Regions from separate parts of the Homo sapiens genome. Here regions 2 and 3 are each linked to region 1. A link is an interaction called in ENCODE POLR2A ChIA-PET data of the cell type or tissue named here. Cell type or tissue: MCF 10A. All regions are shown on one strand. Each heading gives the region's core, and the rest is flanking DNA. Links, peaks and the distances in the headings are about the cores only. Region 1 holds the start of UBE2H (ubiquitin conjugating enzyme E2 H). Region 2 overlaps UBE2H (ubiquitin conjugating enzyme E2 H). Region 3 overlaps UBE2H (ubiquitin conjugating enzyme E2 H).

Region 1 (7,576 bases), core at 1-5,000:
GATGGTCTCAATCTCCTGACCTCATGATTTGTCTGCCTCAACCTCCCAAAGTGTTGGGATTACAGGCGTGAGCCACCGCGCCCGGCCCCTAGTCATTATTTTTAACTGGGAAAAACAGTTGCAAAAATATTAAGCAAAAACAGGGCAGACACATACAGTATGATCAACAGGTTGAAAACAATACATCCTGGGGAGAATAAAAGATATAGGAAAAAAGCCATAAGGTTAACATTTAAGGCCAACAGTTCTTAAACAGTGGTCCTGGACCAGAAGCATCATCTGCGAACTTCTTAGACCCCACCCTAGACCCAATGAATTAGAAAACTCCAGGAGTGGTATGCAGTAACCTGTTTTAACAAACTCTCCAGGTGATTATTTGTTTTTTGTTTTTTGAGATGGAATCTTGCTCTGTCCCCCGGGCTGGAGTGCAGTGGTGCAATCTCAAACTAAAGTTTGAGAACTACTGTTTAAAGAACTAGGATTACAGGTGACTGGTTTTCCTTCTTGTAACCTATGTTTTTCTCAATTATCTTTTTACTTTTGAAATCCAACTAAGTTCTTTTAAGTATTTTACTAACAGGTACACTCTGTAGGTCTACAGGTAAAAAGCTATTACGTTGCAAACATTATAACGTAATGTAAGGTCTGGATTACATGCCTAAAAATCCAATGATTCTTGGAACCATCAAATCTGTTAAGACTGAAAAGAATACCAATGTTTAAATATATCTATAAAATGCAGGTCAAGGGGCTAAGAAAATTGCAACACTAGAAAACCAACAAACTTAGGTTGTTCTAACATACATACACAAATACAGGAGGGACGTTTATGGGTCACATCTGCGAAACATTTTTTCCCAAAAAGCTGAATTTTTAGGCTTGCGTGTAATTTACTAGAACTGCACTGCAGGAATCAGATGTTCTGAAGCTGTGAATGCTTACTCATGTAGGTTCCTGCCTAACCAAAATAAGTACCAGTATGTTATATTTGTCACCAAAATCTAGGCAGGGAAGACAAATTCAGAACACTGAGAGTTGCCAAATCTTTAACTTTTAGCTTGAAGACCATAAAGCTGTGCCAACTTTCATCTCATCATCTCACTAAAACAGAGTCCACTGGAAATAAAGAGGCAAACCACAGGTTCCCAATTGACACTAGAACTAGTTAAAAGATTTAGGGAACTGTCTACCCTTTGAACACAAATTAAAGAGTAACAAAGACTACTAACTTAGGGATAGAGTAACTACTGATTAACAGCAAAATACCAAAGTTAAGTCAAAGACAAATGGCTACATATTTTAATATTTTAGTTTTGAAATTTTTTTAAACAGGTGTACAGATCCCCATATACATCCTAGCACACAAAATTCATTTTAACCTTTCTATTCCTTGAAAAGTCCACTCTAAGTAAATACAAGTTACTCAAAAAGGCACTACACACAGCAATGACCTAACACAGCCTGTCCTTTCCGACTAAAAAAGTTTTAACTAATTGCATAAGCACCATGACCACCCATACTGAATTTTTCACTACTAAACTCCCAGCACAATGCTGGCACAAAGCAAGTACCCAAACATATGAGGATTTTTTTTTTTTGAGATAAGAGTCTTGCTCTGTCGTCCAGGCTGGAGTGCAATGGTGTAATTTAGGCTCACCACAACCTCCGCCTCATGGGTTCAAGCTATTCTCGTGACTCAGCCTCCCAAGTAGCTGGGACTACAAGCCCGCACCATCACGCCTGGCTAATTTTTTATATTTTTAGTACAAGTACATACGGGGTTTTGCCATGTTGGCCAGGCTTGTCCCGAACTCCTGACCTCAGGTGATCTGCCCGCCTTGGCCTCCCAAAGTGCTGGGATTACAGGCATAAGCCACTGTGCCAGCTTTTTTTTTTTTTTAATTAAGAGAGTCTTGCTCTGTTGCCCAGGCATGAGTGCAGTGGCATGATCTTAGCTCACTGGACCCTCAAACTCCTACACTTAGGTGATCCTCCCGCCTCAGCCTCCCAAAATGCTGGGATTACAGGTGTGAGCCACCACACTTGGCCACATCTGAGGTTTTGAATTTGTTAGAGAAAGCTTCTGAAACCCTAAAGCAGACACCAACGATTCTGTAAAATTAACTCAGGCCGTTTTAATGTAAGACACCGTCCCTTTCTATCACACTTGACGCTTTCTTAAGGGAAGCTGACATTTCTGCCATACTTTGGAATCCCTGCAAATGAGTCAGTTAAGTGCATTTAAAGTGGCATGCCCTGGGCCAGGTGCACTGGGCTCACACCTGTAATTCCAGCACTCTGGGAGGCCAAGGCAGGAGGAAGATTTGAGGCCAGGAGTTGGGAGGCCAGCCTGGTAACCTAGTCAGACCTCGGTCTCTACAAAAAATGTAAAAATAAATAAGGGGGGGATCCTATTACTGAACTCCCTCTGAAAAGAAGAATCATTGAAAACTCTTGGTATTGTAAGTTACAAAATTGTACATATGGTGTATGCCGGTCCCCATTATTATCCGATCTACTTTTCTGATTTAACCTTAATTTTTCTAAACATTTCTTGTACTCTAACAGGTCAGGTTTTCCTCTTCTCTTTTTACCCCTCGAAAACACACTTGTTCCTGTAACACCACTCAGAGGGCCTCCCCAGCCCCCACCTCTTTTGTATATAAACACACTCTCTTGTCACATACTCCATCAGCTGTTTGGTAGCTCCTCCCCTCCTCCTTTTCCGGGTAGTAACAGGGCGGCCAATGAGCGCTGAGGAGCGGTGCCTGCGGCCTTTTGCCTGCATACGCTTTTCCAAAACAAGCAGCTCTAGCCTTCAGCAGGGGCCACTGGTTCACAGATGAAAGGATCACCAGGGCTGTGCAACAGGGTGAGACGAGTAACCCCCACCAACAAGGAAACCCGTGTAATCTGAGCTGTTTGTTCCTCCACCAGGGAGAACTTAAACCGATATTCCTTTAGGGCAAATCACGCTTTAAGGTCACCAGAGCCCCAGCTCTCAGACAATCTAAATAATCAGCTGGTTGGAGGTGGAAACCTCAAAGGTTGCCAGGCTCTGGGCAGCACAGATCACCAATCTACCTGACTTTGCAAACAAATGGCCGCACTATTCGAGACTATTCCATAGGATCTGGGCTAACTGCAAGGTTTTTTTACTGGGACACATTCCTAAAGGATCCAAAAGTCATGTAAATCAGTTTCTAGGCTCCTGGGGAGGTTTGCACAACCCTTAGCAAAGGATCAGAAGAGAAACAATGAATGAGTCAGAGTTTCAGAACATAATCACCCAGCAGATTATTAAGTGCATTGGTGCAAAACACTCACTCCCTGCATAACTTGGGAGTCAGCTCTCCTACCAACCCGTCACAAAAGAAATATCACTGACTCCAAACAACAACCAGAGACGGTGTCTCCAAAAGAACCGAGCGAGGTGGTGGAAGGCAGCGGCCAATTAGTTACACATCCTCTTCTCTCCCTACCCCCACACTGCTACTTTCCTACTATATAGGTTCCCTGCCAGGCTGTAAATCGTGGTGGTATAATTACGCTCAGGAGACATCCAAAAATGGGCTGAAACAGGAGACTGCAAGGAAACCAGCTATCGCCCCCCACACCAAAGAAATCATCAAGGGGCATGGGGGGCAAGAAGTGCATTCCTTCAGACCTTTTCTTCCTACTTCCTCTCCACCATCTTTCTCAACCCCCAGCCTTTTCACACAATTGTACTCATTTTAGTAGAGGGCTGGGGAATTTTTCCTTAAATTTTCTGCTAAATATACCTTACTCAAAAATTGTTGGCTCCATTTGGGCCTACTGATCTGTGAATTCAACAGAGAAAGGAGGACACAAAATCTCTCACCTACACAACACACACAAAAGGAAATCCGAAACATTTTAACTTCCAAACTCCATTATACCAGAAAATAAACACGAAACAAAGATAACCTCTGGCTTTTAAATCTCGAAACTGTTATCCTCCTATCTCAGATCTACAATTTTAAAGCGCCTCTGCTTTCTTTTGTCAGAAAGGAAGGAAGGTGGGGAAAGAACAGAAGGCCAATGCATCTTTGCCTTTCTTCATCTTCTACTAAAAATAAGCTATGAAATAAGCCACTTAGGGGGAGAAAAAAAAGACACCCTGCTGTTCTTTGTCTGTTTTCCTCTCCCTCTCCACCCCCCACACCCCGACTCCTAAATGCGGTAATCATTCTAGATGCCACAACTACTAAATGAACAAAAGGCACTGTATGGAAAAGGCATCAGGTCAAGTTAGGCCCCCCTCTTTATCCTCAATCTTTTAAAAATATGTCTATGTACATAATTTGAGACTCTGACAACGATCACAAACAGCTGGAATTGTCTCCCCACTCCATCCCAATTAAACATTAGGTAGAAATTCGCATTAGGTGTGACAGTAACTCTCAATTCAAGATAAAAATAACTCAGATGCTGCCACTATGTCATTTCCTAGTTTCTAAACAAAAATAAAACCCGAAACTGCTTTGTGTAAAATGTACACACAGTCATAGTTACAAGTTTTCCTGCAGCCTTATGAAAAGCCAACATTACTGGTATCATTCACACATTTACAAAACAATCACAGCCACAAACAGCTCATAAAGAGTTGATTTCACTTGCGCCTGAACATATATTGGGTACACTATACTTTATTAGTTGCTCCGCTCTAATCTCCCACTCCCCCAAAAATTCTAAACTCCAAACCACAAACTTAGAAGTCTATCTACTGCTCCTAATTTCTAACCAAGTTTTCCCTGAGCAAGGAGAAAAACACCTTATTTCTGAAAAGATTATTTTTTAAAAATCTCTTGCCCAGACAACTTCCCTCCCATCCCCCACTGCCAAACCATATGCAAAAACTACTTTTTTAAAACTTCAGCAAATTCCCTAACTGAATTTTTTGACAATAACCACTGATCTCTACAAAGAGGTAAAACACTCAATCAAAAACAGCAACAAATAAAAGGAAGAAAAAAGGTATTCACCTGAAGAATTTAGCCAAACAACTTGAGTTATATAAACAAAACCCTGCAACAGGGGGAAACGGTGGGGGGATGGGGAGGAGGGAGAGAAACAGGAGACAGGACTTTTAAACTGTGTTCCACACTACCACCCTCTAAGCCCCCACTTGCCCCCCTCCCCAAGGACTAGCTGTTCAGAACTCTGGGCTCCCCCTACCCTCTAAACTACCCTTCAAAAAAAAAAAATTCTCGATTTGTCACAGGAACCTTCGCGAATTTCTCTAGCTGGTCCTGAAATAATCAGTCTGGACTCCAACCAAAACCACTGCCTGAAGGGCTCTTATCAGTTATAGCTTTCCCACTGCAACCTCCAGAGTGCATAAAGTTGGGGGGAGGGGGCAGAAAATAAAGGGTGTCACTTGGCGACATCAGGGCAAGTATTCCCCCAAGAACCTGACCCTCACAGAGGAAGTTTTGCCCAAGTGGCCAGTCCAGGGACTATTTATTTTGTCCAGGAGCTCCTCTTTCCCCAGCTGTCATACCCACAATATGGAGGGTGGCTTGCTGGAGGGCCCGGGGGTCTTCATCACATACAACTATGGGTGGGACAGGCTTTGTCAGTGGAAAGGAAAACAGTAGGGTTCTCCCGGGGACCAGAAAGCTTAACAGGAGGGACTGACTGAAAACACACAGAGCTCTTTCTTAGAAGAGGGGGCCCTGAGCAGGAGACTCTCTTCCTAATATAGAAAGGAATTAGGGATAAAAGAGGTCGCTTGAGTGACCCCAGTTCAAGCAGCATTGTGGTTGGAGGAAATGGGGGCATCTCAAGAAACGGAGAAAGGCTTCCCTCTCGGGAATTTCTGCCTTGATTCCCTAAATCCAAAGCGAGCAAACAGGAGAGAGAAACCCTGAAAATGGGCTCGGTGGTAGAGAGTGAGGCGACTGGTCGTGCAAAAAGAAAAAAGGCCGTCTCGGGAGTCCAAACGTCGCGGAGGAAAGTCACAGGCTCTGGGGATACAGGAAGAGCGAGCAGCAACGCGTATTTCGGGGTGCTGCGGAGAAAAGGCGAGCTGAAAAGGCTCTCGGCCCCTGGGAGGTGCCAAGGAGCCGCCGTAGGCACTGGGGGAGGAGGGGAGTCTCGGACAGTGGCCTGGAGTGCCCCAGGGCCCTTGCAGTGGTTCCGGGGGTGCCCTGGGCATCCCCACACCGCCCCCCACACACAGCCCGAATTCCCCTCCACGAAGGATACAGCTTGACCACGTCCGTGTCCATCCGCCTCTTGCCCGGACTGGGAGATGACATGGTGTCGCCGCCGCCTCTCTCCCTTCCTCGGCCCGTCTGTCACGGGCCCGGGGCCCCGGCTCTGAGGAGCCCGCGGCCGCGCCGGCTCCTCGGTGGAGGTGGCAACACCCCCGCGGTCCCGGCGGTCCCGTCAGCCGCCGCCGCCGCCCCCCGCACGGGGGAACACCGGGCACTGTCCGGCCGGGTGGGGGTGGGGACCCTGCGGCGCCCGGCTCGGGCTGCCCCTCTCCGGCTGTGGTTCCGCCGCGGCCCTGCCCCGGCGCTCCTCTGCGCCGCGCGACGCTCCCTCCTGCCTGCTGTGGCTCGCTCGCCTGCTCCCCACTCACCCTCTGACCGGCTCCTAGCAGCCTCCACTATAAGCGGACGACTCCTGCTCAGTCGGCCTCCCTACCCCAGCCTCGCTCTGGGCGCCGTGACGTCACCTCTGTGACGTCATCGGAGGGGCGGGTCTGGTCGCTGAGAGGGGTGGGGCGCCGCCGCGGCGTGGGCTTTCCCGGGGAGTTCTGGGAGTTGTAGTTCCTCTTTCTCCGGCTGTCTCACACCCTCTGTCCCCTCCCCCAACTTCCCCACCTACTTCATCCCTCAACTGCCACTGTCGTTATCATCATCCTAAACGATAAGAGTAAATAATGGCAATATTATTACATTCGTGGATTTAAGGGTAATGAACCTCCCTTAACACTCTGTTTAACAAGCTGTTAATTTCTTTGATTTGGAGGAGGCCAAGGTAGCAATTACTCAGGCACCAAAATCTGGAAATCCCCACACCAGCAGGTTCCTTGCACTCCGCTTCCTCGTTGGCTGGAGAGAATTTGTTTCCAAGGATTGTAGACCACAGCAAGGCTTCCTCAGGCTTGCATACCAGGGTATGCAGTGTCTACGGCCACTATTTCAAAGATTAGAGTTGACGCAGCAAGGTGGTAAGGTCAGAAATAATTTAGTATTAATATCCTTATTCTACAGAGCATGAGGCAACTTCGCAAAGTGTGTGAACCTCCTACACCAACCTTAAATACTTCATTCATCCAATAAATATTTATTTAGCACCTCCTACGTGCTAATCACCTTGCTGGACATGAGGGATATAATGGTGAACTAAGAAAGACTAAATTTAGCCGGGCACGGTGGCTCACGCCTGTAATCCCAGCACTTTGGGAGGCCGAGGCTGGTGGATCACCTGAGGTCGGGAGTTCCAGACCAGTCTGGCCAATATGGTGAAACCCCGTCTCTACTAAAAATACAAAAATTAACCAGGCGTGGTGGCGGGCGCCTGTAGTCCCAACTACTCGCGA
Region 2 (11,046 bases), core at 3,234-8,233, 72 kb before region 1:
CACACCTCACATTTTACCCAGTTTTCCAGGCTGGGGCCTTTGTACTCAAAATTTCTTCTGCCTGGAAAGCTCTTACCCCTGATTTTGGAGGATCAGGGCTGGTTTTTGTTTTGTTTTGTTTTTAATCTTTTTAAGTCTCAGCTTAAATTTACTTTGTCAGACCCTTCCTGAATATCTGATCCAAGGTACCTATTCTATCCATTAATTCTCTGCATAAAGCTATCAGAAGTTTTAAATTTTGCTTTATCTTCGCACTCCAAAAGAACATAAAGTATTAAGAGAGCAATTTGTTCACTTCTGTATCTACAGCACCCAGAATAACGCCCAGCTCGCAGTAGGTATCCAATAACTTTGTGAAACTGATTGGAAGGATGATGTATGCCACAGCCAAAGCCTCAGCTGCCAGACATAATTTTTGAAAAATGTTATTTTCAGAACACCAGTAAAAGAGCTTTTAACAATGGCTTATATTCTCATAGCATTATCTCTATTTATTTTTTTACAAAACCTTCCTTACTTACTAGAACCTTGTTTCTCTCTACTGGAATTCAAAAGATACTTATCATTGGCCAGGCACGTTGGCTCACGCCTGTAATCCCAGCACTTTGGGAGGCCAAGGCAGGCAGATCACCTGAGGTCAGGAGTTCGACACCAGCCTGGGCAACATGGTGAAACCCCATCTCTCCTACAATACAAAAATTAGCTTGGCGTGTTGGCACATGCCTGTAATCCCAGCTATTCGGGAGACTGAGGCAGGAGAATCACTTGAACCCGGGGGGCAGAGGTTGCAGTAAGCTGAGATTGTGCCATTGCACTCCAGCCTGCACAACAGAACAAGACTCTGTATCAAAAAAAAAAAAAAAAGATATAGATCACTACAGAGTAGCCATTATGTAACTGTTTGGGACAGGACTAAAGTCATAACCACGGTTATTAGAGAAGTACACAGGTGATCTGAATGGAATTTTGCCTCCCCAGCCCCAAAATTCATTTTATTTGAGACGGAGTCTCACTCTTGTCGCCCAGGCTGGAGTGTAGCAGCGCCATCTCAGCTCACTGCAACCTCTGCCTCCTGGGTTCAAGTAATTCTCCTTCCTCCGTCTCTCGAGTAGCTGGGATTACAGGCACGCGCCACCATGCCCGGCTACTTTTTATATATATATATTTTTAGTAGACACGGGGTTTCACCATATTGGTGAGGCTGGTCTCGAACTCCTGGCCTCAAGTGAACCTCCTGCCTCGGCCTCCCAACGTGCTGGTATTACGGGCATGAGTCATCGTGCCCAGTCACAGAATTCATTTTATTTGTGAAAATACAGTGGTACAAGTAGGCCTTTGTTAAATGACTAACCTGAAACCTCTTGTGAATGACAAACTCCTCTCTACTGCAAATACTGGCCCATCCCTGCTTAAATACTGCTCAATGAAGTTACTCATGCTAGTTCTTGAGGGAGTAACTCTAGAATGATTCCATCTAGGAAGACATAAGATAAAATGGTAAGTATTCTAAGTTCTATAGGTAGTTTAGTCATGCCATATTATAAACCTCCACTCCAAAAATAGTGTGAGGTCATTTCTGGCCAGAGTGAAATAAAAAATGTATAATGCCTGAACAGTCTATTATTCTGACAATGAAAAAGATTAATGCAGTTCCCTTTATCACTTGCATGAGTAAAAAAATATATATATATATTGGCTGGGCGCGGTGGCTCACGCCTGTAATCTCAGCACTGTGGGAGGCCAAGGTGGGTGGATCACCTGAGGTCAGGCATTTAAGACCAGCCTGGCCAACATGGTGAAACCCCGTCTCTACTAAAAAACACAAAAATTAGCAGGGCATGATGGAGCATGCCTGTAATCCCAGCTACTCAGGAGGCTGAGGCAGGAGAATTGCTTGAACCCGGGAGGCAGAGGTTGCAGTTAGCTGCAATGGTGCTGCCACTGCACTCTGGCCTAGGTGACAGAGCAACACTCCGTCTCAAAAAAAAAAAAAAAAAAAAAAAAAAAGAATTATGGCACACTGGTTATCAGAGTATATGCCAGACTGGGAGATTTAAGAGGAACTCTGACAGGCTGTCCAGTCTAGTGGAACAGGGCAACCTAAACCATCCTGATAGTTTGACCCAATTTTAAAGGCCATTAATATAGCTCAGAGTTTTTTTTTTTTTTTTGAGACAAGAGTCTCGCTCTGTTGCCCAGGCTGGAGTGCCGTGGCGCGATCTTGGCTCATGCAAGCTCCGCCTCCCGGGTTCACGCCATTCTCCTGCCTTAGCCTCCCAAGTAGCTGGGAATACAGGCGCCCGCCACCATGCCCAGCTAATTTTTTGTATTTTTTAGTAGAGACAGCATTTCACTGTGTTAGCCAGGATGGTCTCGATCTCCTGACCTCGTGATCCACCCGCCTCAGCCTCCCAAAGTGCTGGGATTACAGGCATGAGCCACCACGCCCAGCCAGCTCAGAGTATTTTAACTATTGTATTGCCCATGACTTTTTCATTTTGTCTCCATTTACTCAAATGGGTTTGGCAAGTTCTTGCTTCATGCCACTAACATCAAATTCTTTTTTTTTTTTTTTTTTTTAATTTCTTGAGACCGGTTTCACTCTGTCACCCAGGCTGGAGTGCAGTGATGCTATCTCAGCACACTGCAACCTCTGCCTCCTGGGCTCAAGTGATTCTCCCACCTCAGCCTCCCGAGTAGCTGGAACTAAAGGTATACACCACCATGCCCAGCTAATTTTTGTATTTTTTTTTTTAGAGATGGGGTTTCTCCATATTGCTCAGGGTGGTCTCAAACCCCTTGTCTCCAGTGATGTGCCCACTTCGGCCTCCCCAAAATGCTGGGATTACAGGATGAGCCACTGCGCTCGGCCTCACATCAAGTTCTATGGCAGCACGAGCTTGCTGGTTTTGTACCTGACCATTCTACCAACATTCAGCAAACCATTCAGCAGTCCCTCCAGAATCCTGTTCTCAACCATTTCTCTTACCTTCCCAGCTTTGGTATCATCAAATTGCAACCCAGAGGCAATGCATACAGCCTGCTCCTAGTAGAGGGTCCTCCTCACTGAAAATATGTAGATATAGATCGGTAGCATTTCACAAATTGGTTTCTAAACTTGTTACCTGTACCTTATAACACAGTTTTCTAATTTTTAAGAAGTATAAATGATGACAGGGTTCCTAGGCTGCTCTTAAAGTTATTTACAAAAGATTCTAAAATATTCTATAGTTCTATCTGAAATTAGGATACAATTCTGTTAATAGTAGCCAATAATCATTTAAATGTAAGATAAAATGACATCTTAATTTTATCTGGAATGCTAGTGTTTAAGTAAAGTAGATATGATATGAAGGAGAATATAATAGATCCAGAAGAGAACTTCTGGATGTTGCAAGATCTTTAGTGGCTATAAGCCCTGAATTTAATTTTTTTTATATATATAATTTTTTTTTTTTTTTTGAGACAGAGTCTCGCTCTGTTGCCCAGGCTGGAGTGCAGTGGCACGATCTTGGCTCCCTGCAGGCTACGCCTCCTAGGTTCACGCCATTCTCCTGCCTCAGCCTCCTGAGTAGCTGGGACTACAGGTGCCCGCCACCACGCCCAGCTAATTTTTTGTATTTTTAGTAGAGACGGGGTTTCACTGTGTTAGCCAGGATGGTCTCAATCTCCTGAGGTCATGATCCACCCGCCTCGGCCTCCCAAAGTGTTGGGATTACTGGCGTGAGCCACCACACCCGGCCCTGTATCTTTTATTAGAAGACTTTTATATTTTTTTTCCCTTGGCTTAGGCTTATCAAAAGTATCCCCATTATGATTATTAGCTCTAAAGAGGGGCATTTTTCAGTTCATATGAAGAGAAAAATGCAACAACGGAAGGGGGAAGTGGAAGAGTCAGGCAGAAAAGAAAAAGGTGAGAAGTACTTGAGGTAACCACCCAAGAGAAGAGAAAAAGGGGGAAGAAAGAAGTGAAGAAAGTTGCGCGTAAAGACAGTATCTGAGATGGACTAAACTCTAAACTCTAAGCAGAAAACAAAGGAAGGAAAACAGTGTGTGCACTTATACACACACATAATTAAAATTTAAAGGAAAAAAGAAGGGAGGCTGCTGGGAAACACGTGGGTTAGGCAGGTCCTGAGCAAGCTACCACAGGGAATTCTGGCCAAGCCTGATGGCTTTCTAGAGCAAAAGACAGCAAAGTGTAGACTCAGACAATGATACAGACAGGACAGTCAAAAGACATACATTTGCAATATGATTAAAAATATTTACTTTTATAATAAAAGCAAACATTGTAGACTATTTGGAAATTACAGAAAAGTATGTTTTTAGTCTCCTTTAACTGAACAGCTATGGATAACATCAATAGTTTGGCATTCAAATGTGAAATGTATAGGAAAAAATTAGAGTTGTACTATATAAAAAACATTTTCCTGTGTGTCCCTTCAAAGAGGTGTTAAAACATGACTAATGGGTAAAACATTTTATCCACTAAGATGCACTATCACTTAGCTACTTTATCACCGACTGGGTCATTTAGGTTGCTTCTGACTTTTAAGTATTATAACACTAAAATTTACGTATTCTTTTGACAGTGCACATTTCTAAATATTTCTTTAGATAATTTTTAACTTTTTAAATAAAATTATTTGAAGGATATAAAATATTTACCAAGCAATACATAGTGGTAGACTGGCTGTATCATAATACCTTTTCTAACACTGTTTTATCTGCCAGTTTGACAAATCATATACTGTACTTTCGTTTTAATCTGCATTCTTTTGGATTAGACATAAAACCATTTTGTATCCTCTGCTTATTTTTTTTTATTAAAAATTACTCTGTATTACCCTCTTCTATGAGATCATTCATCTTTATTTCACCCACACTGTAACTGCAAGTCTGTTTGGTGAAAGCTTTCACTTAACAGCTGAGCACAAGTATCAAAGGCTAAAAACTGTGAACCTCGAGAAGTGTGAGCTATGGCAGTCTCTGCAGCAATTTCTTTGCATAAAACAAAATCTTCATGAACTGGGGATTACTTGGGGTTCTGAATGAGTATCTCTAAAGTCCTCATGCACACCTCAACAACTCTGAAGCTTTTGTGAAGACAATCTCTCTTGTAGAAACTTATGTCTTCCTTACGCTCTCTCTTCTAAATTGAGGTGCTGACTCACACCTCTCCTAAAAAACAATGGAACCATGCCATTAAGTACACGTAGTATTTTATTTACATTCTTCTTCTCTCCTAACCAGTAAAGATCTTCTGTAGCCTTCGTCATGTCCAGCAGGATGCCAGGTACCCCGAGTTTTAATACACTGGTCATATCAAACATGCAGAATCTGTTTAATTCTAGTATCTCATTTTCTAGCAGAGAAAACAATGGGTCAGCTGCATATCTCTCTCATGGTCAAGGAGAACCAGGGCCAGAACTTCTCTACCCTGATAACCAGTCCACTGACCAATCACACTCTCCTAACTCCTACACAGTAACACCCAGCAGTATTGCTAAGCACTCTAGGAACTAATGTTTCTGAATGAAAAATATGAAAGTCTGAATTTTCAAGTAAATCAGAAAAAGATTCAAATATGATTCATCTCAAAGCAGTCTCTCTGGAAAATTATGCAAATATTCAGCGATGTTATAGTTGATTAAAGGAGTTTTATATCTTTTACTCTTTTCAAAGTGCCTAGAGGGCCGGTTTTATACCCCAATTGATATTACTCGTTTTTCCATTCATCTTATTCTTTGGGCTTAAATGACTGTTAGCCATTTCAAAAATTCACATCCAGCTTCAAAGCATCAAGATTTGCCATCACTTATGATACTGAAACAGAAGTAAAATTCCAAAAAAAAGAGCTCAAAGTGTTTGAAACAATAATGGCATCATAAGAATAAGTTCATAACCTCCCAAGGTGTCTACCTATATTCCTTTTCTTTCCAAAAAGTAGCTATGCCACTATTTCGAATACCCACTCATTTATAGATGCAAATTGTTTTAAAGGGACATCTCATGCAATCATGTAACTACTGACAGCCCTCTAAAACTATATTTGGAGAGTGTCCCAAAGATAAGCATATCACATTATATTGAATATATATATTTAAATATTCAGAGAGAAATGTCTTAAAGAGCATATTCCAGAATGTAAATAATGACACCCTTTAAGGGATAAGATTATGAGACATTTTGATTTTTCTTTACTTTGGCTTACAGATTTTCTTACATTGCTCTAATGGATATGGGTCATTTATACAATTAAAATACACATCCATACACAAACACACAAAATAGAACAAAGTACATAGACACTGCAAAATTCCAAGAGCCAAGCATTAAAGATGTTTGATCTAAATTTGCACAGCTGATTGTTTAAAAGCTCAAAATTTGGCTCAGGAAGAACACTACACCTACCCAGATACAACAGGGGCAAGATTTAAAAAGAATGTTGAGATTGGGTTGATCTTACCTCCTCGCCCTTCTGTATAATTTTACAACTATCTACACAACTCAAAAAGGAATCCTTGCCTTTTCTAAGTGAGCCACAACCTTTCTGAATGCTTAAAGCACATCTCAACAGTAATTACACTGTTGATGACCTGAAAATGGGTCACCCCGCACAACTGATTGAAACTCTCTTATGCAACCTTCCTCTAGAGGAAACAAGAACAGCTTGTACAAATATTTCAGCTAAATCTACTTTCCAAACAGAAGATGATACACATTTGTAGGCATTATCAAGTCCTGAAAGCACACAGAAAGGCAAAAGAAACAATTATGAAGAAGTTAAATTAGCTTAGTCATTTGTCCCAACCAAATTTCATATTGCATCATTAATTTAAGAAAGCGTGGAGGCTTTTTGTGTCATTAGTTAATAAACAAGCAATGCCTAAAGTTTAGACATTATTACCTAGAAAGTTATGATGAGATAATCATATTATCTAGAAAAAATACATTAAGGTCTGAGAAATAACATTTCTACAGGATATGAAATTGCATTTCTATAAGTTCACTCTTAGTTTCAACAAGCTCTATTGTTTCCTTTCTGACTAGGAATGTGGGGTTAACAAAACTAGACTTAGCATGCCAGTTTTTAGCCTTTAGGTAAACAGGTATTTATGAAATGTATCTGAATGAACTTGCATGGACTTCTATAAAGGCTTTAAAGTCCTATCACTAACCAACATAAGAGTTTTAAATGGCTGAGTAGACAGAAACACCCTAAAGTTAGAAGATGAATAAACTGGGGACAGGGAACCACAACACAACAGAAAAGCCCTCTCAAAAGGAGAAGGTGTACAGGCGTATACGTTTCTACACCTATACAGGTGCTAAGTCAGATGTGCTCGGGGGCTGTCTCAAAGGCTCAACACCTCACAGCTCCACTCCCACTTTACCATTCACAACGCTGAAACTTAGAGGCCCCTATAGCAAGAAAGAAATTTCTGATTCAACTGGTTAGGAGTGGGGGTGTAGTGGGGAGTGGTCTAGACTCCAGGATATCGGGCATTACTTCTTAAGACAGCCCACAGCAGCCAGGCGCAATGGCTCACGCCTGTAATTCCAGCACTTTGGGAGGCCGAGGCTGGCGGATCACGAGGTCAGGAGATCAAGACCATCCTGGCTAACACAGTGGAACCCCGTCTCTACTAAAAATACAAAAAATTAGCCGGGTGTGGTGGCAGGCACCTGTAGTGCCAGCTACTCGGGAGGCTGAGGCAGAAGAATGGCGTGAACCCAGGAGGCGGACCTTGCAGTGAGTCGAGATCGTGCCACTGCACTCCAGCCTGGGCGACAGAGTGAGACTCCGTCTCAAAAAAAAAAAAAAAAAAAAAAAGCCCACAGCAGTAGCAAAATGTTTGAACTCTGGCAATTCTGAACATGAGGCTTAGTCTGATTCTCAGAGAATGCTCAATATATTACAATTTTATTGTTCTTACTTAAAATTGTTCAATATTTTATAATATTTTAGACATGTATAAAGTGAAGCAAAAAAAAAAAAAGCTGGCTTAAATTAACTAAATTACTACCATTCTACAGTCTCCAAATATTTAAAGGTGTCCACCTTCAATCAGATAGATCTGTCACTGAGTGCCTCAATGGGGGTGACAGGTAAATAACATCACCCATTAAGGTAAAAGGAGATGAAGGTGAGGAGAAAGTACCTCTTTGTACAACCCCACTGAGGTTTCTATTCTTTCTTCTGCTGTTTAGGGGGCTAAAGAGACTGGAGGTGGGAAGACTGCAAAGGGTCATTTAATTGTAAGGTACCCAGAGTTGGAGTGAACAAAAAAGCAAAGTAGGATCTAGGGAGAATTTCTGAAAATGATAGGATTAAAACACATACTATGTAACATTCATTCTTGCAATCTGGCATTCAAAATTAGACTTAAGATATGTTTATTATTTTCCTGCTAACAGCTTAAAGAACAGTGGGGCCTTAAAGCTGGTTTAATCTGACACCAAAAGACAAAAATCTAAAGTAATGGTCATTATAATTATGCAAAGAGTATATTTAAACGTCTTCTAACACACTATAGAAGTTCCCCCCAAAAGTCACTGATTAATTAACCAAAGCCAAAAAAGGAAAAATTCAATTAGACAGCCATTTCTGGCATTAATTACCTCCCCTGAAATGTAAGATTTTTCCCCCTTAGATTTCAAAACTCTCTAAGGAGAAAAACCAAGTAGTAACATACCTATAGATGGAGATTTGAAAGGGTATTTATCAGGTAGGTCCACTCTAACTTTCCATACTCCGCCTTCATATGGTGCTGAAATAAAAGTAAAAATGTTCATCAGAACTACATCTCCAAATTAGAAAATAAATCTGAGTGTAAATTAAACATTATCCCCTAATCTTCTGAAAACCTTCCAAATTAATTCCTTCAAGAGTCAGGGACCTACTACAATCAATAGGTGTACCACGTTCAGATTAAGATACTTTTCTTGGAAAGATCCAGAGTTAAAAAATAAGCAGATTCATTCTGCAATTTACTTGATTCTTCAAAAGTACTAAACACTATTCAATTATTTGGTAAGTAATAGCCATGTTACTTTCCCTCCTATCTCAATAAACCCCATATTCATCCCCCCTCCAAGGCCAAAAAGAAAACAACAAAAAACATTTCCTGGAAACCATTCACGTGGCCATCCATAACAAAACCCAGAATTTACAATTCATGTCTAGTACTGTCACATAGAGATAAAGAGAAAACTACAGTCAGCCCTCTATATCTGCAGGTTCCACACCCCTGGATTCAACCAACCACAGATCAAAAATATTAGAGAAAAAAATCCAAACAATAATAAATAACAATACAATTAAAAATAACACAAAAAAAATACCAAAAAGGACAAGTGCGGTGGGGCTCATGCCTGTAATCCCAGCACTTTGGGAGGCTGAGGCGGGTGGATCACCTGAGGTCAGGAGTGCGAGACCAGCCTGGCCAACATGGTGAAACCCTGTCTCTACTAAAATACAGAAATGAGCTGGGCGTGGTGGCAGGCACCTATAGTCCCAGCTACTTCGAAGGCTGAGGCAGAAGAATTGCTTGAACCCAGGAAGTGGAGGTTACGGTAAGCCACAATCGTGCCACTGCACTCCAGCCTGGGTGACAGAGTGAGACTCCATCACTTAATAAATAAATAAATAAATAAAATACAGTATAACAACTATTTACATAACATTTGCGTTGTGTTAGCTATTACAAGTAATCTAGATGTGATTTAAAGGACATGGGAGGATGTGTGTAGGTTACATGCAAATTCTATGTCATCTTATAAAGGGACTTGAGCATCTGTGGATTTTGGTATGAGGTGGTCCTGGAACCAATCCCCTACAGATATCAAGGGATGACTGTATATAAAGTGATTGTGATAAGAGAAAGATTTCCTCACTGGTTCTGCAGTCCAACTAAACTTGCTTTTCAGAAACTACGCATGCTACCATCTGTCTTTGATATTCTATTAAGAAACAGAGTAAAAGACTGTAATAGAAGAACACATACCAACACATGTACTTACTTCCTTGTGGTCCATAAAACTTCACTACAAATTCATTAAGTCCTCCCAGGATCGTAACCTCATGTTTACTCTCGATGCTAAGGTGGACGGTAAAGGAAATTACACAGGCTTTACAGTATCTGGCAGAATTACCAATAACACCCCAGGCATATGCCACTTAAAGTGTTACCAAAATTTGGCATGACATTGATAAAATATACATAATAATTCTGGTAGTTTAGGAGGAGGCAATATATACTCTTGTAAGAAGATATGCATGAGCTTTGGATTCAGAGACGGCCGTTCAAATCCCAGGAATGCCATTTACTGAGTTTTTGAGCCTAGCCAAAATAATGTCAGTTTACTCCCTGAGTCTTTGTTTTCTCTTTGCAAATTGGGAAAACAGCATTTCATAGGATTTCTGTGAGGATTAGACAGGTTAAACATGTAAAATGTGTAAGACTGCATTTTGCCTATATACATAAAAAACTGGCCAGACGCAGCGGCTCACGCCTGTAATCCCAACAGTTTGAGAGGCCTAGGCGGGTGGATCACCTGAGGTCAGGAGTTCGAGACCAGCGTGGCCTATATGGTGAAACCCCATCTCTACTAAAAAATACAAAAATTACCCAGGCATGGTGATGCATGCCTGTAGTCCCAGCTACTCAGGAGGCCGAGGCAAAAGAATTGCTTGAAGTTGGGAGGTGGAGGTTGCAGTGAGCCGAGATCACATCACTGCACTCCAGCCTGGGTGATAGGGTGAGACTCAGTCTCAAAAATAAAATAAAAAATATACATGAAAAATAGGCGCTTAATTTTAGCTTTTCTCTCCCTTTCTACCCTCTCCTCCTCAATCTATCCCTAATGAGCCTGTCATATAAACCCAGTATTCCCTTTAGTCAAATTCAAATGTTCAGCAAAATACAAATTCCCCTAAACTGGAAATGCTATGCTCCTAAAACGAGGGATTTACTAAGGAGAGTTCCCACAATTGTCTCCTTGGCTTATGGAATAATCAACACAGTTAATGATACAACC
Region 3 (11,046 bases), core at 2,690-7,689, 85 kb before region 1:
AATTTTATTCATGAATCCTGTAAAAAGAGATGTTAATTAGCAGCAAAAAGTATCCAGAGAACAATAAAAGTATTTCAGTACTGGAAACAATTTCAGTATTGGGAAAAGGTGATAATACTTATAAATCACTACTTTCAACCTTAGATCTTTCATTACTGATAAACATTATATTCTCCTGATAGCTCCAATTATTTGGAATACATCAGCATTCTATTAACAAATGAGCAAACTGGGAGAAATGCAGCTTCTTATACAAAACAATCATTAAAGCAACTGTTTTCTGAGCTATGAAGGTACTGCTCAAAGATAAATTATACTACTAAATGGTTCATAGCCAGTGTCATGATAAAAGTTAAGAAACTTCACTCTCCCAGAAGTTTTGTTGTTCAAGCTCTAAATCTGGAGGTTCTGCATTTCAACTTCTCCTTCTGACGCTCACTTACTGGTATCACTTGGCTGCACTGTGCACGGAACATGAATGAAACTGTTGAAATGCTAAAGGAATACCACTTCAAACCACAAAGGATTTCCTAAAAGCAGTGACCAAAATATTTCCTTTAACATTAGTCTACTCATTCAGGGAAACCCAGTTTTGATTAAAATTGGGGCAACCAAGCAAGGAGTTAAAAAAAATACTCTAAGTTGGCTATATCTGTTGGAGGTTTAAGTTTTTAAAATTTTTCCTAGCAAACCAAGTACACACTTTAATAGCTATATGGCCATTTGAACTTCAAGGAGAAATTAATAAAACCAGTTATTCAGTCAGTCAGTATATATGCAAATGGCAATATTCTAAAGCAGAGATCCATTGTCAAAGGTGTCATTTTGTCATCCTTATCACTTCATTTCCTTTTAGGACTCATTCTGTTCCACACTTTCAATATCTGAAGTTCCTTATTAAGGTGAGTATCACCACCACTATCTCCGACCCCCATCCTCCATCACCCCCATCCCCACAGTCTCTCTCTCTCATATTCATTCAGAACATATTTGGTCAGCACCTACACCGCAGGCATTGTGCTTGGATAGGGTATAAAAATAAGACAGTTCACTATTCTTGAGGAGGTCACTGTGGCAGTGGGACAAGAGACACCAATAAATACCTGCAATCTGAATAAAGTATTGATACAGTAGGCGGAGTAAAATGGGAAGAGTCAGGAAAGATGCAGAGAAATGGCACTGGAGGAGGAGCCTCAAGTGAGGCGCTACAGAGATTGTCTCCAAAAACCTGAGAAACTTCCCCTGAAGTAGAAAACAGGGGATAAGAATACCAAGTCCAAGTAGTCCAGTCTTAGACCACTCTAGTCACTCACACTTTTAACTTTTGTTTTTAAATGCTCTGTGTTGAAACAGCATAATGTTCTATCTACTACAATCAAGAGGGCCTATGTGATGTTTAAGTTACTCTGATGAAAAAAAATCTTTGTGTCCAATATTAATTTTTCATTAAGGAAATTAAAGATGTTTCAAAGTCTAGATTTAAGAAGCATGTGGTTTATGAAGACATTTTAATAATGGGAAATGTTCATGTCTTGGTATTAAGAGGAGAAAAATTAGGGTAAAAAACATTCTACATTAACTTTAGAAAAATACTAATACACATGTCCCAGATGCCCCATGAGAGTATTTGTTGCAATATTATTTATAAAAGCCAACAGCCAAATTCAACCCTGTCAATGGGATAGGGTTGGATAAAGGGGAGTACATCCATCTACCTGAGTCCTATACAGCCAAGGGTAATGAAGTAGATCCATGTGTATCAACTTGTATACATCTAAAGCTGAGTTTTGTTTTTTTTTTTTAAGTTGCAGGATGTTATATTTACAGGCTGAGGTTATTTAAATAAACTAAAACAAACAACTACCAATTCTCCATGGTAACAAGTATAGGAAAACTGTACTGAACCAACATATACCAAATTTGCAAAAGTAATTGTTTCAGTTAGGGCACAGGGCCAGGGTCATGATAGGAAAAGGGAACAGAAGAGGAAACAGTGGTTAAAAATGACTTTATCTGGCCAGGCACGGTGGCTCATGCATGTAATCCCAGCACTTTGGGAGGCCAAGGTGGGTGGATCACCTGAGGTCAGGAGTTCAAGACCAGCCTGGCCAACATGGTGAAACCCTGTCTCTAGTAAAAAGAAATAAAAAATTAGCTGAGTGTGGTGGCGTGTGCCTGTAGTCCCAGCTACTCGGGAGACCGAGGTAGAGAATCACTTGAACCCAGGAGGCGGAGCTTGCAGTGAGCCAAGATCACGCCACTGCACTCCAGCCTGGGTGACGGAGTGAGACTGTCTTTAAAAAAAAAAAAAGACTTTAACACTATTAATATATTCCTTTTAAAAAGGGACAATGTGCTTCTATATTATTTGCTCTGTTTAAAACATATGCACATAAATAAGAAACTGAAAGTAAGTACAAATGTTAACAGTGTAGAATTCTTAGTGGTGGTAGTATTTTCTCCGCTGCACTTTTCAAATCTCATCACCACCTCACCACACCTGAACCAGAACTAGGATCACAGCAATGGGAAAAGGCTAGAAGAAAACAGGTGTGGATGGTTGTCATGTTTGCAAGATTCTCCCATTATTTCTACTTGCACTTTTGGCTCTCTGACATTTCTACAATGTGTAATTTTAATAGTTGAGCTTAAAAAAACTCCGAAATAAAAAGTTATCATAGTATCAGCTGGCCACAGTGGCTCTCGCCCGTAATCCCAACACTTTGGGATGCTAAGACGGACGGATTACTTGATGTCAGGAGTTTGAGACCAGCCTGGCCAACATGGTGAAACCCCATCTGTAACGAAAATACAAAAATTAGCCGGGCATGTGGCGCCCACCTGTAGTCCCAGCTACTCAGGAGGCTGAGGCAGGAGAATTGCTTGAACCTGGGAGGTGGCTGCAGTGAGCCGAGATCATGCCACTGCACTCCAGCCTGGAAGCCAGAGCTAGACTCCGTTTCCAAAAAAAGTTATACATAGTATCAAACATTCTAAAATAGACTGAATTACACAAGCATTAACTAGTGCTGAACTATTTTAAGAAAAAGCCAGTAAAACCAACCATTTTATTTGAAATCTCGTATCTTAACACTCTTGTTCAAATAATACAAATTCATTACCCTCCCCCTAAAATCAGAGGAACCTCAGGTTATAAGGTACGTGGTCCTCAAGATCAGTTATATATAGGAGTATGCTGCTATCACTACTGCAGGGAAGCTTTCTGATGAGTGGGGAACAATGCTGAGCCACTATGTGGTTTAATGCAAGAGAATGGTCCTACTATATGAAAAATATTGCCTGAAGCTACTATTAAGAATTAAAAATACGTTCTTGATACTTAAAATCCTGCCTCTGTGAGAACTCTCAAAACTAACACCTAATGAAGCAACGTCTATGGCAAAGGTTCCCAATGCTGGCTACAGATGAGAAGCACTGGGAAGTTTTCATTTAAACTAAAACCAATACTCAAAGACACAGGACTTAAGGGGAAATACCTGTAAGGAAAGGTCTTTAGAAAAAATAAGTCCTACATTAGAAGGTCACCAGCATTATGGAGAAAAACACAGCAAAGGAGGAAAACAGAAATGGAAAGGTTGGGGCGGGGTGGCAATTTTAAATGAGATGGTCAGGAAGGGACTTCCTGAGAAAGTGACTTGCTTTGAAGGAGGTGAAAGAGGAGCCACCTGGTACCAAGAGGAGAGGAGAAGGTCACTATAGAGGGAACAGCCAAGTGCAAAGCACATTAGGAGCTTGCCTGATGCTCTGAAGTTTTTTCCTGAAACTGAAGGGATTTGAAAAAGGGGCAGAAAATGAGAAGTGATGTCACAGAGGTGATCAGCATTTGGGGCCCTTTTAAGGACACTGGCTTTTATTCAAGGGAGATGGGGGGGCCACTGAGACTAGTGCCTGAACAGTGACATATTCACATACTTGGCTTAACAAATGGCTTGTGTCCTAAAATAGGCTAGTTGGGGAACAGCTCAATCAGCTCACAGCACCTGAGTGCTGGGGAATGGCAGATCTCAAGCAAAACAAAATGGGAATCCTACAGGGCATTATGCTTCAACGATCTGAGGCCACGGGGCATTTAAAGGTGTTAAGTCAAGCAAATAACTATGGTAAGCTTTAAATGTTTATCAAAACGTCTCTGAAAGACTAAGGTGCCTCCCTCATTGGACATGACCTGGAGAGCACACTTGGAATTAACAGTGTCTATACAGTTTTCAATTAAATCTAGATTTGGCTTAGTTGAGTACAGGAATAAATAACAGAACCAAAAAGGACTTGGTAAACATACGCTTTAGTAATAAATGGTTTGGAGCTCAGTCTCCAGTGCCCCTGCTAAGTACAGAACACCATCTGAGCACTAGTACAGAGGGCAGAATCACACCACAAAGCAAAGTACTAAACAGGGACATGGGTTCTAGCCTCAACTAATCAACTGCAGGCCCTGGGCAAGTCACTTCACCTTGTGGGGTCTGTTTCTTTACCTACGAAGACAAATAGTTGAACTATATGATCTCCCAAATCTCCACTCTTACTCTATTTCTGAAGGCCCTATCAGCTCTAAAAATCTAGCATTTAATAACAATGGCAAGCACTCTGAGAACAGAGGAATTATGGGGAAATATCCAAGAGTTAAGTCCTTAAAGGAAATTAATTCTGTAAGGCAGCATTTTTAGGTACAGAAATTTTCTAGAGAATACAAAACCACCAACATGATAAAATACCATAAAGAGCCACAAAACAAACCCTCTGACTCTTCTAAAGTAGGCAGAAACAGTTTATAACCTTGCCTTTGAGGGATGAACACAACCAGACCAACTCTATCAAGAAACTTTCTACTTTCTAAACTAAAATGATCTCTTCCAATACTAGGTGTTTTTTTTTTTTTTTGAGATAAGGTCACTTCGTCACCCAGGCAGGAGTGTGGTGGTGCAGCACCTTGCTCACTGCAACCTCCGCCTCCTGGGTTCAAGAGATTCTCCTGCCTCAGCCTCCCAAGTAGCTGGGATTACCACAACCAGCTAATTTTTGTATTTTTTCGTAGAGATAGGGTTTCACCATGTTGGCCAGGCTGGTCTTGAACTCCTGACCTCAAGTGATCCACCCACCTCAGCCTCCAAAAGTGTGGGGAATTACAGGCGTGAGCCACTGCACCTGGCCCTCAGGCTTAATTGTTAGAAAAATATCCAAAGCAAATACATGGAAAAAAGCATATCTCCTTGACATTTGTTCTTAGACAAGCTGTGGGCAGTGTTTCTGGCAAAGCCATTTACATTCTGGATAATGATGCCAACAATGGAACTCCTGGACAAGGAGGGGGGAGACAGAGAAAGAACGGGCCAGAAATTCGGAAAAGGAATGTTCTCAGGACTGTGTTGAGTTGGCCCTGGCATGTTCTCCTTCCTTTTGGCAATGCTATCATCACATTAATGAATATGTCTGCAACAAGGGAATTTTCCCAACACTTGTTTCCATTAGACCAGGAACTATTTTCAAGATATTTTAAGAGAACATATTTTGAAAACTGCTTTTATGGCAACATAAGTAGAAGTAGCAGGTTATTTTTAATCTTCATGATTTAAGATTTTATTCACTACCAGGCATTTTCTTTTTCTTTTCTTTCTTTTTTTTTTTTTTTGAGACAGAATCTCACTCTATCACTCAGGCTGGAGTGCAGTGGCGATCTCGGCTCACTGCAGCCTCCACCTCACGGGTTCAAGCTATTCTCCTGCCTCAGCCTCTCAAGTAGCTGGGACTACAGGTGCCCACCACCACACCCAGCTAATTTTTTTGTATTTTTAGTAGAGATGGGGTTTCACCATGTTAGCCAGGATCGTCTTGATCTCCTGACCTCGTGATCCACCCACCTCAGCCTACCAAAGTGCTGGGATTACAGGAGTGAGCCACCGTGCCCGGCCACTACCAGACATTTTCTAACAACATATTTCAGTGATTTGACCAGATTAAAATCAGAACTCCTTAAGTTTTTTGGACAGTTATTCTCTGGCGTAGTTCTAGCACTCGTTAAAGGGGATGGGGAGGATCGTACAACAGGAATAAATGTCCAGCTAAAATGCTTACCCTTCTCTGTCCTGCGTCTTTTAGCAGAAGGGAATTAGGTAATTTATAATTCTGGAGAAGGAATCCAAATCACACTTAATGTAAAACTATTATTATATATCTTAAAAAATAAAAAGTACAGATTACAACAGAAAAATATGCCTTGCTTTTGCTTGTTCCACTCCAATACTCAACTGCTCTAGAATAACAAATCTCATGACCCATAGGCTAATAGGCAGTGAAAATAAATAACATTGTGCTAAGTCATGCTGAAAAACTGGTTTTTATTTCAGCCTCTGTGTCCAGTCCCAGGAAGGGGTCTATACAGAGTTGCACACACTTCTGAGTAACTTCTGACATTGGGGTCAATATGTAAATAAATGAGGCCAAGCTTCACCTATTTTTCCATCTTTGTTCCCTTTATTTGAGAGGATATTAATGATCAAATTTGTGGGTAGATGAAATACTTTGGGCCAATCACCAGAAATTTCACCTGTCAGAATTATCTTGACAAAAGGAGAGGTTAGACAAACGACTTGTGAATCAAGGTAAATCCACCCTACGGTAAACGGGTGAAGATCACCAAAGGCCAAAACAGCAGCTACATCCCAGGGATAAAATAAGCCTAGGCTAAGGTGGTTCAGACAGCTGTGGCTGATGCAATTGCATTATAAGCTTATGAATTCCTGTGAGAAAACAGTTAAGTGAATACATTAAGTCATTCTGATCGTCTATCTTCAGAACAACTGCCCACATAAAGTAGACTGTTCACAACCAAACTGATTAATTCTATTTTTTCAGTAGGTATAATTGTTTAAAATATTCTTATTAAAGACTGAATCTCATCTTCCCTTGCAGTATCTCAGACTATAAATTATTTAAGGGTAATAACTTGGATCTCTGTTCCTAGCACACAGGGTGACCAGAGTAGGGGTGTTCCAATTGAGTAAGGGTGGGGGGGTGCTGCCAGCTCCACTAGTGACAGACATTGGCCAGCTATGTGCAGGAGTCCACAATCTGATAGATTTTCATCTAACCTCAGACAGCCAGGCCCCACCTGAGGCAGCCTGTGCCCGGGTAGAAATCTCTTCAGAAATCTGAGCCTTTCCTACTCAGGAGAGATGGACCTGGGCCTGTCTCTTCTTGGGTGAGGAACCAGGCAAGGAGCTCACTCTCAATGCCCTGTGTCATGGGAACTTCTGAACTGATCCTGTGTGTGTTCAGGAGATCTAAACTCAACAAGGGGTCCTCTTTTCTGTTTCTTCCTTTCTCTCTGGTAATATAGAGTCTGAGGAATGGGCTAGATGGATAAGAAAAGGTCATTTATAACTAAGAAAAGGTGAAGTGTTATCCTTCAATAGCATAACCCTTCTACCAACCTAGTGGATTATCAAAACCTCTGGCCTACTTTCCTTTGGTTTCATTTTTGGGAGACTAACTTCTGTTTTGTTTTCATAGTTTATCTTTCGATCGCTGGGTCGTTCATATAACCACACTGTTGGGTTCAGGCAGTACTTATTTTCATGGTCAGAGACAATACAGTACAGAATACATTGGACTTGAACTCACAAGACCCAACTACAATTCTCTACCACTCTTAGAGTTGTAGTTAAAAGATCAGGCTCCAAAAGATAAATGTTTGAGGTGACAGATATCCCAATTACCCTGTTTTGATCATTACGTATTGCATATATGTACCAAAATAGCACATGTACCCCAAAAATGTGTGTAACTGATGTAACAATACATTTTTTAAAAAGGACCAGGCTCCAGTCAGAATGCCTAAATGCCACTGTGTGAGCCTCTGGGGCAATCTACTTCATCTCTTTGCCTTTCTGTTCCCTTATTCCTAAAACTAGGTTAAATAATGGTATCTACACATCATTAATCGTGAAGATTAAATGAGTTAATATATGTAAAGCATTTGAACAGTAACTGGCATACAGTAAGCATGCAGTAATGTTAGAATTAGCTTAATAAGTTAAATGAACAAGTAATTTCATCTTACTGTCTTCATCCTAAAACTGATTAATATTTACCCTATGTGTCCATCTCTTAATGCTCTTACAAGTGTGAAGAACATGAGAGGATATTATGATTTACATATGTTTCCCATAACTCTGTCACACTAGAAATGGAAAATACAATTATAATTTTTATTTTTAATATTTATTATTTGTGTGACACAGCCCCAGGAGGTCCTGAGAACATGTGCCCCATATTTATTATTAAGAAGACCATCCTACACATGCACACGTATGTTTATTGCGGCACTATTCACAATAGCAAAGACTTGGAACCAACCCAAATGTCCAACAATGATAGACTGGATTAAGAAAATGTGGCACATATACACCATGGAATACTATGCAGCCATAAAAAATGATGAGTTCATATCCTTTGTAGGGACATGGATGAAATTGGAAACCATCATTCTCAGTAAACTATCGCAAGAACAAAAAACCAAACACCGCATATTCTCACTCATAGGTGGGAATTGAACAATGAGATCACATGGACACAGGAAGGGGAATATCACACTCTGGGGACTGTGGTGGGGTCGGGGGAGGGGGGAGGGATAGCATTGGGAGATATACCTAATGCTAGATGACACATTAGTGGGTGCAGCGCACCAGCATGGCACATGTATACATATGTAACTAACCTGCACAATGTGCACATGTACCCTAAAACTTAGAGTATAATAAAAAAAAAAAAAAAAAAGAAAACCAAAAAAAAAAAAAAAAAAGAAGACCATCCTTTCTTGATGTGCAAGCAAAAATTAGATTAAAAAAAAAAAACATCCTGACTGCATTTGGTATAGTTAAAAAACAAGCACACACACACTAAACTGGAAGCCAGAAGATGGACTCTGCAACTAGTGCGTAGTCATACATCTCAGCCTCATTTTTTTCCATCCTTAAAATCAGGCAAATTGGATGTCATAATCTCTAAACTTCCACTAACAACACAGTTTTCACCAACACCAGGAATATAAGCAAATCTCAAACTGTGAACAGGTTTCTAAAAAGAACTAAGACATTGCTTTTGTTGTTTTCAAAAGAATTTCAGTTTAAAGAAAAAGGAAGCCAAAAATACTTGTTTTCATTATGACACCAAATCCTAAAGGGAAAGAAATAGATTTAATGCCAAAAAGATGTCAGAATAACCAGCTCAAAAGCTAGAGGTCACCCAATACAGAGTAGGAACTAACCTAGGCAGCAAGTGTGATGGAAGTTTTAAATAGCAAATGAAAAGATTATATAATAATGAGCTGTCAAAGGCAGAATTAAAACTGGCATAAGTCAACTTCAAGAAAGAAATGGACTGTAATCCCAGCACTTTGGGAGGCCGAGGCGGGTGGATCATGAGGTCAGGAGATCGAGACCATCCTGGCTAACAAGGTGAAACCCCGTCTCTACTAAAAATACAAAAAATTAGCCAGGCGCGGTGGCGGGCGCCTGTAGTCCCAGCTACTCGGGAGGCTGAGGCAGGAGAATGGCGTGAACCCGGGAAGCGGAGCTTGCAGTGAGCCGAGATTGCGCCACTGCAGTCCGCAGTCCGGCCTGGGCGACAGAGCGAGACTCCGTCTCAAAAAAAAAAAAAAAAAAAAAAAAAAGAAAGAAATGGACAAGTCCTCTGATAGTAACAAGCATATGCAAAAGCAGGGTTATCCTTAGAGGTGGCAGCCTGGGGAATGGGGTGGGAAAGCTAACTGTACTATTTTTACTCTGGCTAATAACAAGATGAAGGTAAATGAATTTAGACATTACAGCCTGCTCACAGCAGGTTTCACATTAAAAGGGCCCATTTGACCACTGGCTTCTCTCACTGAGAACTTCAGCACCTGGCTTGGCCCCCAAGTTGCTCTCTGCCCCAACTCCTGTCATTTTTGGTGACAATATAGACCATACTCCTGACACCCGGGTCTCTCTCTCTCTCTTTTTTTTTTTTTTTTTGGAGACAGAGTTTCATTCTTGTTGCCCAGGCTGGAGTGCAATGGCGCGATCTCGGCTCACTGCAACTTCTGCCTCCGGGGTTCAAGTGATTCTCCTGCCTCAGTCTCCTGAGTAGCTGGGATTACAGGCATGTGCCACCATGCCCAGCTAATTTTGTATTTTTAGTATAGAGACGGGGTTTCTCTATGTTGGTCAGGCTGGTCTTGAACTCCTAACCTCAGGTGATCCGCCTGCCTCGGCCTCCCAAAGTGCTGGGATTACAGACGTGAGCCACCGTGCCCGGCTTGTTTCTTAAGCTTCTCCTCAGTGACCTTCTATTCCATTCCACTTCATGCTCCCCAGGACATACCCTGACCTTTGTCATTCCCTCCACAATTACATATTTACCTCCACAATCACAAATTTAGACATCTCCTATCCTACCAATCCCCTGTCCTTGCCAAAAGCTTCCCACCCCAGGAATCATTAATTCTTTCACCTGTTAACTGTAATCCACAGATTCTCCCATTTTCTTCCCAACTACCAGCCCTCTTATCTTCACTGGCTTCTTACTCAGCTTAAGATTTAAGAGCCATCACCATCCTCACTCTCAAGCAATCCTCTGCAAATCCCCTGTCCTCTCCCCTCCAAAATGCCCATCTAGCAAAGCTACCACAGGAAGCATCATTCACATTTGCTCAACTTGGACTTGAGGGTACCAGTAGGTAGGCATTCATTCACTCACACGAATATTCTTCTGCAGAAAGGGCACTGTATCAGGCCCTGAGTAGTGAGTATTTGGGAGGACAGGGGTGGTGGTAGCAAAACAGACCCAGGGGCTGCCTTCATGGAGTTCACATCTACTGAGCTGGCAGGGAGGAGAGACATAAGTAAACAAATATATACCAGTTTATCTAAACATGCTCAACAGCCTTTCTTGGACTCAGCATCACCTACAATCTTCCCTTCCCCTTTCTCTAGTGGGTCGCTCCCCCAGTCTCCCATGACTGTTACATTTTACCACAATCCTGCAAATCTA

Evidence for each region. ChIA-PET counts read pairs that join two places held together with the same protein. Peaks named below come from ENCODE experiments on the same cell type or tissue, not always from the same donor. Only the 100,000 strongest peaks of a DNase experiment are listed, where the experiment ranks them.
Region 2: POLR2A ChIA-PET joins it to region 1 with 86 read pairs; 14 of 35 experiments call an interaction of 5 or more read pairs at or near these places.
Region 3: POLR2A ChIA-PET joins it to region 1 with 10 read pairs; 16 of 35 experiments call an interaction of 5 or more read pairs at or near these places.

What each region holds. Positions count from the first base shown.
Region 1 is chr7:129,946,272-129,953,847 of GRCh38, forward strand. It overlaps UBE2H (ubiquitin conjugating enzyme E2 H), which reads right to left and starts at 6,689. Exons shown (of 7, transcript NM_003344.4): 1 at 6,232-6,689. The coding sequence starts at 6,284. UBE2H-DT (UBE2H divergent transcript) reads left to right here and starts at 6,796. Exons shown (of 4, transcript XR_007060520.1): 1 at 6,796-7,209. RefSeq lists enhancers at 1-149, 2,476-3,049, 3,050-3,621, 4,400-4,449 and silencers at 6,296-6,415, 6,426-6,525. In MCF 10A, for the core only: no CTCF peak of the experiment used is centred there; DNase peaks (open chromatin) are centred at 2,820 and 3,280.
Region 2 is chr7:129,870,866-129,881,911 of GRCh38, forward strand. UBE2H (ubiquitin conjugating enzyme E2 H) reads right to left here. Exons shown (of 7, transcript NM_003344.4): 2 at 10,030-10,106; 3 at 8,703-8,777. Among named protein-coding and RNA genes, the nearest start is that of UBE2H, 77 kb to the right of the region's middle. RefSeq lists an enhancer at 8,911-9,412. In MCF 10A, for the core only: no CTCF peak of the experiment used is centred there; a DNase peak (open chromatin) is centred at 5,186.
Region 3 is chr7:129,858,925-129,869,970 of GRCh38, forward strand. UBE2H (ubiquitin conjugating enzyme E2 H) reads right to left here. Exons shown (of 7, transcript NM_003344.4): 4 at 1-17. Among named protein-coding and RNA genes, the nearest start is that of UBE2H, 89 kb to the right of the region's middle. In MCF 10A, for the core only: no CTCF peak of the experiment used is centred there; a DNase peak (open chromatin) is centred at 5,327.